Regions from separate parts of the Homo sapiens genome. Here region 1 is linked to region 2. A link is an interaction called in ENCODE POLR2A ChIA-PET data of the cell type or tissue named here. Cell type or tissue: GM12878. All regions are shown on one strand.

The links. Peaks named below come from ENCODE experiments on the same cell type or tissue, not always from the same donor. Only the 100,000 strongest peaks of a DNase experiment are listed, where the experiment ranks them.
Region 1: POLR2A ChIA-PET joins it to region 2 with 5 read pairs; 1 of 35 experiments calls an interaction of 5 or more read pairs at or near these places.

The regions. Positions count from the first base shown.
Region 1 is chr7:37,764,117-37,769,116 of GRCh38, reverse strand. No RefSeq gene overlaps it. Among named protein-coding and RNA genes, the nearest start is that of NME8, 82 kb to the left of the region's middle. RefSeq lists an enhancer at 2,758-3,227. In GM12878, no CTCF peak of the experiment used is centred here; a DNase peak (open chromatin) is centred at 3,046; H3K4me3 peaks cover 333 bases; H3K27ac peaks cover 1,724 bases.
Region 2 is chr7:37,813,864-37,818,863 of GRCh38, reverse strand. No RefSeq gene overlaps it. Among named protein-coding and RNA genes, the nearest start is that of NME8, 32 kb to the left of the region's middle. In GM12878, no CTCF peak of the experiment used is centred here; a DNase peak (open chromatin) is centred at 2,653; H3K4me3 peaks cover 353 bases; H3K27ac peaks cover 1,909 bases.

The DNA.
Region 1 (5,000 bases), 50 kb after region 2:
TCATTTATTATCCAGTCATCAGGACTTTTACCTAAATTTTAGATACAATGGCTAAGTGCCAAGAACACATCCGTGCAGAGTTTACTGCATGGATTCTTTATGGTCTGCCCATTATCAAATTATGGCAGTAAAGTCATGGTCAAAGAACTAAGCTCCAAATACAACTGAGAAGACTGTAAGTCCTCCTTCCATTCATCCTCCTCTGAAAAACAGTAAAACAGTGTACATTCCCAGCACACAGCCTCCTGTGCAGGATTCTGCAGATCTTCTCTGTGTCATTGCAACCCTTGTTGTGATGCACTTAGCAATATTTCATAACTTGAATGTTTCCTCACTTTTTAAAAAAAAAACATAAATTCCTTCTTCCTACTTCTTTTCATTTTATTTTTCTCAAGGCTTATCTTAAGATATCGCACCTCTAACATATTTCCTTCTTCAAGGGAAAGTGTCTTAAGAAATGCTGCACAAAAGTAGTCTGGGTTCTGTTTTTGAAATGACATGAAATCATGTTTTTCTATATGCCCACAAGGACATTCATGCCTAACGATTTCTGTGAATAATGTAACTTAAAAACATATAGGCCAGGCACAGTGGTTCATGCGTGTAATCCGAACACTTTGGGAGGCCGAGGAGGGCGGATCACTTGAGGCCAGGAGTCCAAGACTAGCCTGGCCACATGTCAAAACCCCATCTTTACTAAAAATACAAACAAACAAACAGACTTCTTGCTTGGTTCCATTTATGTTTCATAATTTTATTATCTGGTTTGCACTTTTAAAGCTGTGGCAAGAGAATAAATACTAGCAGTAAGAGTATCTTAGTTGGCTTCTGTATTCCTGCATTCCCTTTTCTTTGGCAAGGTACATTTTAAAAAATCTCAATATCAAACAACTTATGTTTGAATATTCAAAACAAGCTTTTTTAGGAACAATAAAAAATGTTATTGCAGAACAATCAGCCATTGTATCTAGAATTTAGGTAAAAGTCCTGATGGCTGGATGATAAATGAAAAAATCCAGAAGACTAGTTGCTGAGAGAAAGCATAGGATCATAAAATTGTCAGTGTTCAAATGAAACATCAATAATCTAACACAGCCACTAATCTTACTGTAAGGCATCAGAGCTAGAGAGGTTTCAAGCCTTGCCACATCTCACATGAAGGAGGATGCGGAGACAACCCTTGTCTTGCTTGGGCTTATATCTTGGACCTGCACTGCTTAAGGCAGCAGCCCCAAGTCAAATGGGGCTGAACCCTTGAAATGTGGTCGTCCTAGTTGAGATGTGCTTGAAGGTAAACTACACACTGAATTTTGAAGTCTCACTATTAAAGAAAAGAAATGTAAGATATATTGTTAATATCCTTATATGGATTACAAGTTGAAGCGATTATATTTTTAACATATTATGTTAAACAAAATGATATACGAATTTCACCTATTTCTTTTTACTTTTTAAAAAATGTAGTTACTAGGGAATTTAAATTTTCTCACATGGCTGGCATTATATTTCTATTGTATTTAAACTTAGATGGTTAGCTCTTTTGGTCCTGAATACTAACCCTATTGAATGAGAAGGGCATAGTCTGGCCTCATGGAAGGTTTGTCTCACTATGATTTAAGGAGTTTTGGGGGGGAGGGGGCATAAATTGTGATTTTTTTAATTGGAAAAATTAAAAAATCAGCTCACAATGGGAGTGGATTTGAGGCAAATTGTGCAAGCAGATTTTCTTTAAGTGGCTAAGCAAAGTTTAAAAAGCAAGTAACAATGGAAAAAAAAATGTTTCTGGTACAGGACCAGCAGTACAAAAATAGTGTACGAGTACCTAGATAACATACCCATTTTGCAAAGTGCAACTTTTAAGTACACTATTTTAATGACTTTATTTGTTGCTTAATCCTTTGGATCATTATAAAATAGTTTTATGAATCAATCAATAGCCAGGAAATTTGAGGTATATTTCCTACCTCTATTGTTTATCGTACGTGTGTTGGTCTCTAGTCCCACTTAAACTCTACAGCCCATGCCTGGCAATTAGGGACTAACACTATGGATAGAGGTATATGGTTTTACCAGAATTCCTGACTGGAAAAAACAATCAGCTTTAACTGGTTAGAAGTCATCAGTGCTGGTTTATCTATTAAATAAATCACTTCCGTAAGTCTGACAGTGCCTTAGAAAGAAGCACTTTTCCCTGGAGACTTCACCTATGCGGAGCACAGAACAATGAACTCCAGAGCCAGCCATTGCTGGGAGATGGAACAACAGTAAGGAAAGCTGAGAGAAGCATGGTGTCAGTCCAGGGCTATTCCCTGCAAGCAGCAGAAACTTTGCCTTGGCTGACATTAAACAGAAAAGGAGGTTTTGCAAGGTTATTAGTTGGTTCACAGAATAATTGGGAAGATGCAGAACTAGTTTCTGAAAATAGGCATGAACGGAGGGCAGCCAGAACCACAGCCCAAATCAAGACTCAGAACTTGATCTTAGGGTGGTCAACGCCGCACTGCAGATGCTGCAGATTCCCCTGCAGTCACTGTTGACCCTGCACACTGAGGCTGAAACTGCCACCCCCAGACTCCAGCAGCAGGTGACCCACTTGCGCTGGTATGCTCAAAACTCTTTGCTGGTTTTAAACTGATAGTCTGGGCTCCTGAGAACCCCCTCTGTCTTCAGCAAAGCAGGACAGTTGGTCACACTAGTCGGAATAAATTCTCCACCATCCACGGCTCCCATGTTCAAGTGCTGGGCATGTATGTCTGATTAGGCCCTGCTGGGTCACCTAAGTTCTGGCTGCCAGAGAGATGAAGAGAGAGGGTCTGGCCATCTATCTTCCCTAGTGGGTGGCTGCCCCAGCTTTCCATCAGAGGCTTATAACTAAAACATAAGCAGACTACTTCTCAGTAATTTGAGTTAAATAGAGGAAACGGAACACAAAGAAAAGCAGCCAGGAGCAACAGGAACTGGTGGCTCTCCTTCTGAGGCAGCGTCCTGTGGTCAAAGGAGGAGGTGCTTTGCTGGGACTCATTTTGTTCATTCGAAAGTTGGAGAAAGGACTCTAAAGGAGCTCATGTAAGGAAAGTACCTAGCCCACATCACATGCTCAAATATTTCTTTCCCCTTTCTTCTGTTTTTCACTTTCTTTTCTCACCCCTTCATTGGAATCTGATGTCACTGCTGTAGAAACTAAACTGATTTACATTCTCTACCAACTAGCCATTATTAAAAATTCAAGTAATAATGTGTAGAACTCATCACTTACTAGAACTTATCAATTACTGTGTTTTATTTATTTATACTTTTGAAGTTACTTATGTCTTAGTTGCAAGTTGCGAGTTCTACATAATGCTGTGTCACTGCACATTTCTTCCCAAATCTGTGTTTGGTGACATCACTCGGATAGCTTGAAATTGGCCTGGTGGGAATTGGCAAATACTACAAATCAGGGCTCAATTTATTTTTTATTGACTGTCTAGACTTATGGAAGTGGTAGAGAAAATGTTGATAAAGCAGATTAAACTTAGAAGTGTGTTGTGTGTCTGTAGTTATTACACTGACCAGCACTGAAATGAAAAATACAGTTTTCTAGTATTCAACCACTATTACACAATTCAACAGGGAACTTGCTCACACCATGGACAAAACAGTGAATTTCCGAGACGTGAGTCTTCATTGTTTGACTTTTGTCTTACATGAGATAAACAAATGTGTCAACTAACTTATTCATCAGTTGCAAACAAAGGTTGGCTATAGATAAGAGTTTGGTAAAAATTAATAAAAGCATTCTGTGGGAACTAACTGGCTGTATGGAATTTATAATAAATAATATTGTGTATATAATATATATGCATATACACATACATACACACACACGCACATACATACACACACACACAGAGGTTTTTTTTAGGGAGAAGGGAACCAGTTGTTCAAAAATTACCAGTACACCACAGTGAGCTGCCCTCTTTAAACGTGATCTATCTTTACAATCATATTATTATTGTTGTTTTTAATTTTTATTTTACTTTAAGTTTCTGGATACATGTGCAGAACATGCAGGTTTGTTACATGGGTATACATGTGCCATGGTGGTTTGCTGCAACTATCAACCCGTCATCTAGGCTTTAAGCCCCAAATGCATTAGCTATTTGTCCTGATGATCTCCCTCTCCTCCTCCCCCTACAGGTCCCCATATGTGATGTTCCCCTCCCTGTGTCCATGTGTTCTCATTGTTCAACTCCCACTTATGAGTGAGAACATGTAGTGTTTGGTTTTCTGTTCCTGTGCTGGTTTGCTGAACAAGATGGCTTCTGGCTTCATCTATGTCCCTGCAAAGCACATGATCTCATTTGTTTTTATGGCTGCATAGTATTCCATAGTGTATATGTACCACATTTTATTTAACCAATCTATCATTGATGGGCATTTGGGTTGGTTCCATGTCTTTGCTATTGTAAATAGTGCTGCAATAAACATACATGTGCATGTATCTTTATAGTAGAATGATTTATATTCCTTTGGTTATGTACCCAGTAATGGGATTGCTGAGTCAAACGGAATTTCTGGTTCTAGATCCCTGAAGAATTGCCACACTGTCTTCCACAATGGTTGAACTAATTCACATTCCCACCAACAGTGTAAAAGCATTTCTATTTCTCCACAGCCTTGCCAGCATCTATTGTTTCTTCTGTCAGTTCATCCATGTCATCCTCCGTCCAGTTCTGTGCCCTTGCTGGAGAGGTGTTGTGATCATTTGGAAGAGAAGAGGCACTCTGGCCTTTTGGGTTTTCTGTGTTTTTTTTTATTTTTTCTCTTCTTCATAAGTTTGTCTAGTTTTGATCTTTGAGGCTGTTGATCCTTGGATGAGGATTTGTGGGGACTTTTTTGTTGATGCTATTGTTGTTGCTTTCTGTTTGTTTGTTTGTTTGTTTTTTAATAGTCAGCTCCCTCTTCTCTAGGGCTGCTGTGGTTTGCTGGGAGTTCACTTCAGGCCCTATTCATCAGGT
Region 2 (5,000 bases):
CTAAAGGCTTGGAATGAAAATATTAAAAGGGAAATACCAAAGGAATTAATGCAAAAATAGGATGGAGCCCCAGATAGTGTATGAGAGTGGTGATGGAGGCCTTGGGAAAAGAAGGAAGGGTTAACTGAGCTAAGGAAGCCTGCATATGCACAAGAGCTAACAATAAGTAATTATCCAGAGTCTAAAATAATTCCTGTTTTTAACTCACTCTGAAGTGTACTGATAAGTTACCAGTATGCAGTGCCAACTATTCTTTGGACTTGAGAAACTTGAGGAGCTCATTCGGTGTGTACCTACATCCTTTGTCTCAGGGTACGCTTTCAGTGGTTGCTGCCCTGAATCCGGGCTTTAAATGTAGCTGATAAAGTGCCAGCACTTAATAAGCTTTAGCCTGAATAGGGAGAGTAAGGGGAATAGAAGAAAAAGCAGTAAGAGAGCCTTCAACGGAAACAAACTATGAAGGAAAATCTCTAAGAAGTTGCAGTGAGGCCCAGATACAGGCAACTGAATCCTTACAATGCATTCCAGCTAAGGTGAATAAGAAAAGCTACAGAGTAAATTTTTACAGCATACCAAGCCAGTATTTTTCCTCCTTGAGTGTTGTCATCACCGTTGTTATCATCATTGTCATCATGTATTTAGTGTGGAACCTGGTGATGTACAAGTACTCTAGCATTCTGAGGTCACTCTTATTTCACAACCAAATAAAATGATTCAAACCATTGCAGAAAACTGTACAGCCTGTGGTGATTCACTGACTTCTCAAATATTTCCAAAAATTCTCCAAAATTTAGAATTTCCTGGACACTTTATGCTCTCATTTCCAAGAGTCAGCAGAATTCTCATTTTGTGTCCTATGGCTCCTGTTGTCTCTCTATTCCACTTTATTGTATTCATTCACCCAAAGCACCAATAACCTAAGTGTTAGGCTACTTAGGTTAATTTTCACATAGAAAATTCCAAACATATAATTTTCTATGTGGGTGGCATGTTTTGCTGTGGTAAGAGCATGGAGTGTAATCTCTCTCCCCAGAAGAATGTTATAACACCTTATCAGACCACATATGCGAGTTATTGGCCTCAACTACTCCAAAACACATATAAACCCAAGACTTTGACAGACATTAAGAGCTTAGAGTGTGGCAGGGTACTTTCTGCCAGCCTTTGAGCTACTCTCTACAGCTTTGCCCACCAACACCAGCACTATTTGAAAGCACTGAAGGAGCTTACATATCATTGTGTTCATCAAACGTCTCTTTCAAGAACCTCTTGTAGAAAGGTTAAGTGTTAAAAGAAAAGCTTCAGCAGAATTAAATTTAAAGGCGTTTAATTGAGCAATGAATGATTCATGAATTGGGCAGCCTTCAGAATCACAGCAGAATCAGAGACACTCCAGGGATGCCTCATGGTCAGAACAAATTTATAGTCCAAAAAAAGGGAAGTGACATACAGAAATCAGAAGTGAGGCACAGAAACAGCTGGATTGGTTGCAGGTTGGCGTTTGCCTTATTTGAACACAGTTTGAACACTTAGCAGCCTATGAGTGGTTTAAGTATGACCCCTGGGGTTGGCCAAGACTCAGCTATTGTTACAGGCGCATACCCTTAAGTTAGATTTTCAATTTTGTCTGCCAATTAAGCTAGGTTACAAGTTCATCCACAAGGACTCAAATATAGAATTACAGAGTCCTTCTCAGGCCATATTTAGTTTGCTTTAACATAAGCCTCAAACCTCCATTAGACTTTACATTCACAGATGCCTGCTTCCATCCTAATTGAGCAGCTAGACTTTAATAATTGAACTCTAAACAAAATTGGAATTCACTCACTATGTGCTTAATGTACCTTGTCTATTAAGTGTGTTCTCTGTGAGGTTTATTCTCCTTATTCTCCCTCTCTTTGAGTGTGGTGGAAAAAGCAGAGCATTTTTATGTGGCAATAAACTGTATGATTGTGATGAATAAAATCATACTTTGATCATCTCCTTATTTTAACCATACAAAACACCAAGGCTGTTGTGTAAGAATGCTGTAGAGAAGTTTTAATATCAATAAAGAGGCAAACACAACACAACATGGTACAGAAAATAGCTCAAAATAAAATATATGAGCTGTTTCCACATGCAAGGAGATTGGGTGTTGCCTCTCCAACCTGACAACAAGTAAAAATCTGAGCAAAATGAAAAAAATTAACAATTCTTCTTAGATCTCTAAGAGAAGTGAAGTCATAGCACAAACTGCTGCTCCCCAAATTGGAGAGACAGACAAAGAGGCACAAGGCATTACAACTTTTCTCAAGCAGAAATTCATAGAAATCTCCACAGGAGATTTTCACAGTAAATATGAGACAAAAATTCCTTTGGGGTTCCAACAGTAAATTTCAGAGAAAAACCTCACATTTTTAGCAGGGGGAGGGTAAAACGGACATTTTTAAATATACCACAGCATTCTGTTCTTAACAAAAACTGTTCTCAGGAGAAACTGAAGAGCCTAACCTGCTGGGATGGTATCAAGCCTAACTAACCTTGGGGAATGGAAATACCCAACTCCAGCTCACTCTAGCTAGATAGAGTAAGCTCATAAGTTATCTTCATCCTGTCTCACCAAAGGAGAGAAAAAAATAAAACCTGAGAATCATGTGTAAAGTTCATAGTCCGGAGGCACAGGCTCACTACGAGACTGACACCTAATCATAAGACTAAGAATGTATTTCCTCCCCCAACACCTTAACCACTACATTACTAAAGGCCTATTTATGGCCATTTCTTTTACCCAGCACATCATGTCTACCTAGATAGCAAGAAAAATTACAAGACATACTAACTGGCAAAATACACAGTTTGAAGAGGCAGAGCAAACATCCCAACCAGACCCAGATATAGCAAGGATATTGAAATGATCAGACCCAGCATTTAAACAACTATTCATATGCTAAGAGCTGTAATGGAGAAAGTAGACAGCAGGCAAGAACAGATGGGCAATGTAAGCAGACAGATGGAAATCCTAAGAAAGTCCCCAAAAGGAATGCAAACCAAAAACACTAACAGAAATGAAGAATGCCTTTGATGGGCTTATTGGTAGGCTGGACATAGCTGAGGAAACAATCTCTGAGCTTCACAATGTCTCCAAGAAATCTCCAAAATTGAAAGGCCAATAGAAAAAAATTCATAAAAATGTAGCAGAATATCTCAGTACTGTGGAACAACTACAAAAGTAGTAATATATGAGGAGGGAGAATACCAGAAGAGAAAAAAGAATAGAAGAAATATTTGAAACAATATTAACTGAGAATTTTCCCAAATTGATGTCTGAAATCCCCACCAACCTAAAATTCTGTAATCTGCAAAGCTACCCTTCAAAAATGAAGAAGAAATAAAGATTTTTCTCAGGCAAACAAAAACTCCGAAAATTTGTTGCTAGTATGCCTGCCTTGCAAAAAATGTTAAGAGGAGTTCTTTAGAGAGAAGAAAAGTGACATAGCTCAGAAACTTGGATCTACATAAAGAAAGAAAACACATCTGGCCAGGTGCAGTGACTCACACCTGTAACCCCAGCACTTTGGAAGGCTGAGACAGGTGGATCACTTGAGGCCCGGAGTTCGAGACCAGCCTGGCCAACCTGGTGAAACCTGTCTCTACTAAGTATACCAAAAAAAAAAAAAAAAAATGAGTGGGGCATGGTGGTGTCCCCTTTTCTCTGCATCCTTACCAGCATCTGTTATTTTTTGACATTTTAATAATAGCCATTCTCGGGAGGCTGAGGCAGGAGCTTGAACCCAGGATGCAGAGGCTGCAGTGAGCCGAGATTGCACCACTGCACTCCAGCCTGGGCAACAAAGCAAGACTCTGTCTCAAAAATAAATAAATAAATAAAAATAAAAATCAATCAATCAATAAATAGAAGGAATAAGAGGATGAAATAACTTTTATTGTTACTATTCTTTTTTAAAATAAAACCCTTGATTTTATTTTATTCATTTATTTTTCTTTCCAACTTTTATTTTAGGTTCGAGGGCACACGTGCAGGTTTGCTACATGGGTAAATTGCATGTTGCAGGGGTTTGGTATACAGATAATTTTGTCACCCAGGTAATCAGCATAGTATTCAATAGGTAATATTTCAAACCTCACTCTCTACCCTCAAATAGGCCCTGGTGTCTACTGTTTGTTTCTTTGTGGTATCCATGTGTACTCACTATTTAGTTCCCACTTATAAGTGAGAATATGAAGTATTTGGTTTTGTGTTCCTGCATTAGTTCACTTAGGATAATGGCCTTCAGCTCCATCCATGTTGCTACAAAGAACATGATTTTCTTCTTTTTTTATGTCTGAGTAGTATTCCATGGTGTATATGTACCGCATTTTCTTTATCCAGTCCACTCTTGATGGGCATTTATGTGATTCCATGTCTTTGTTATTGTGAATAGTGCTGTGATGAACATGTGCATGCATGTATCTTTATGGTAGAGCAATTCATATTTCTTTGGGTATAAACCCAATAAAGGTATTGCTGGGTTGAATGGTAGTTCCATTTTAAGTTATTTGAGAAATCTCCAAATTGCTTCCCACAGTGGCTGAACTAATTTGCATTCCCACCAGGAATGTATAAGCGTTCCTTTTTCTCTGCATCTTTACCAGCATCTGTTATTTTTGACATTTTAATAATAGCCATTCTGACTTGTGTACAGCATCTCATTGTGGTTTTGATTTGCATTTCTCTAATAATTAGTGATAGTGAGCATTTGTATATGCTTGCTGGCCATGTGTATGTCTTCCTTTTCAGAAGTGTCTGTTCATGTCCTTTGTCTATTTTTTAACGGGTTTGTTTGTTTTTTGCTTGTTGATTTGCTTAAGATTTATTAAGATTCTGGTATTAGTCCTCCGTTGGATGTGACTTGCAGTTTGCAATATTTTCTCCCATTCTATAGGTTGTCTATTTACTCTGTTGATAGTTTCTTTTGCTGTGCAGAAGCTCTTTAATTAGGTCCCAGTGTCAGTTTTTG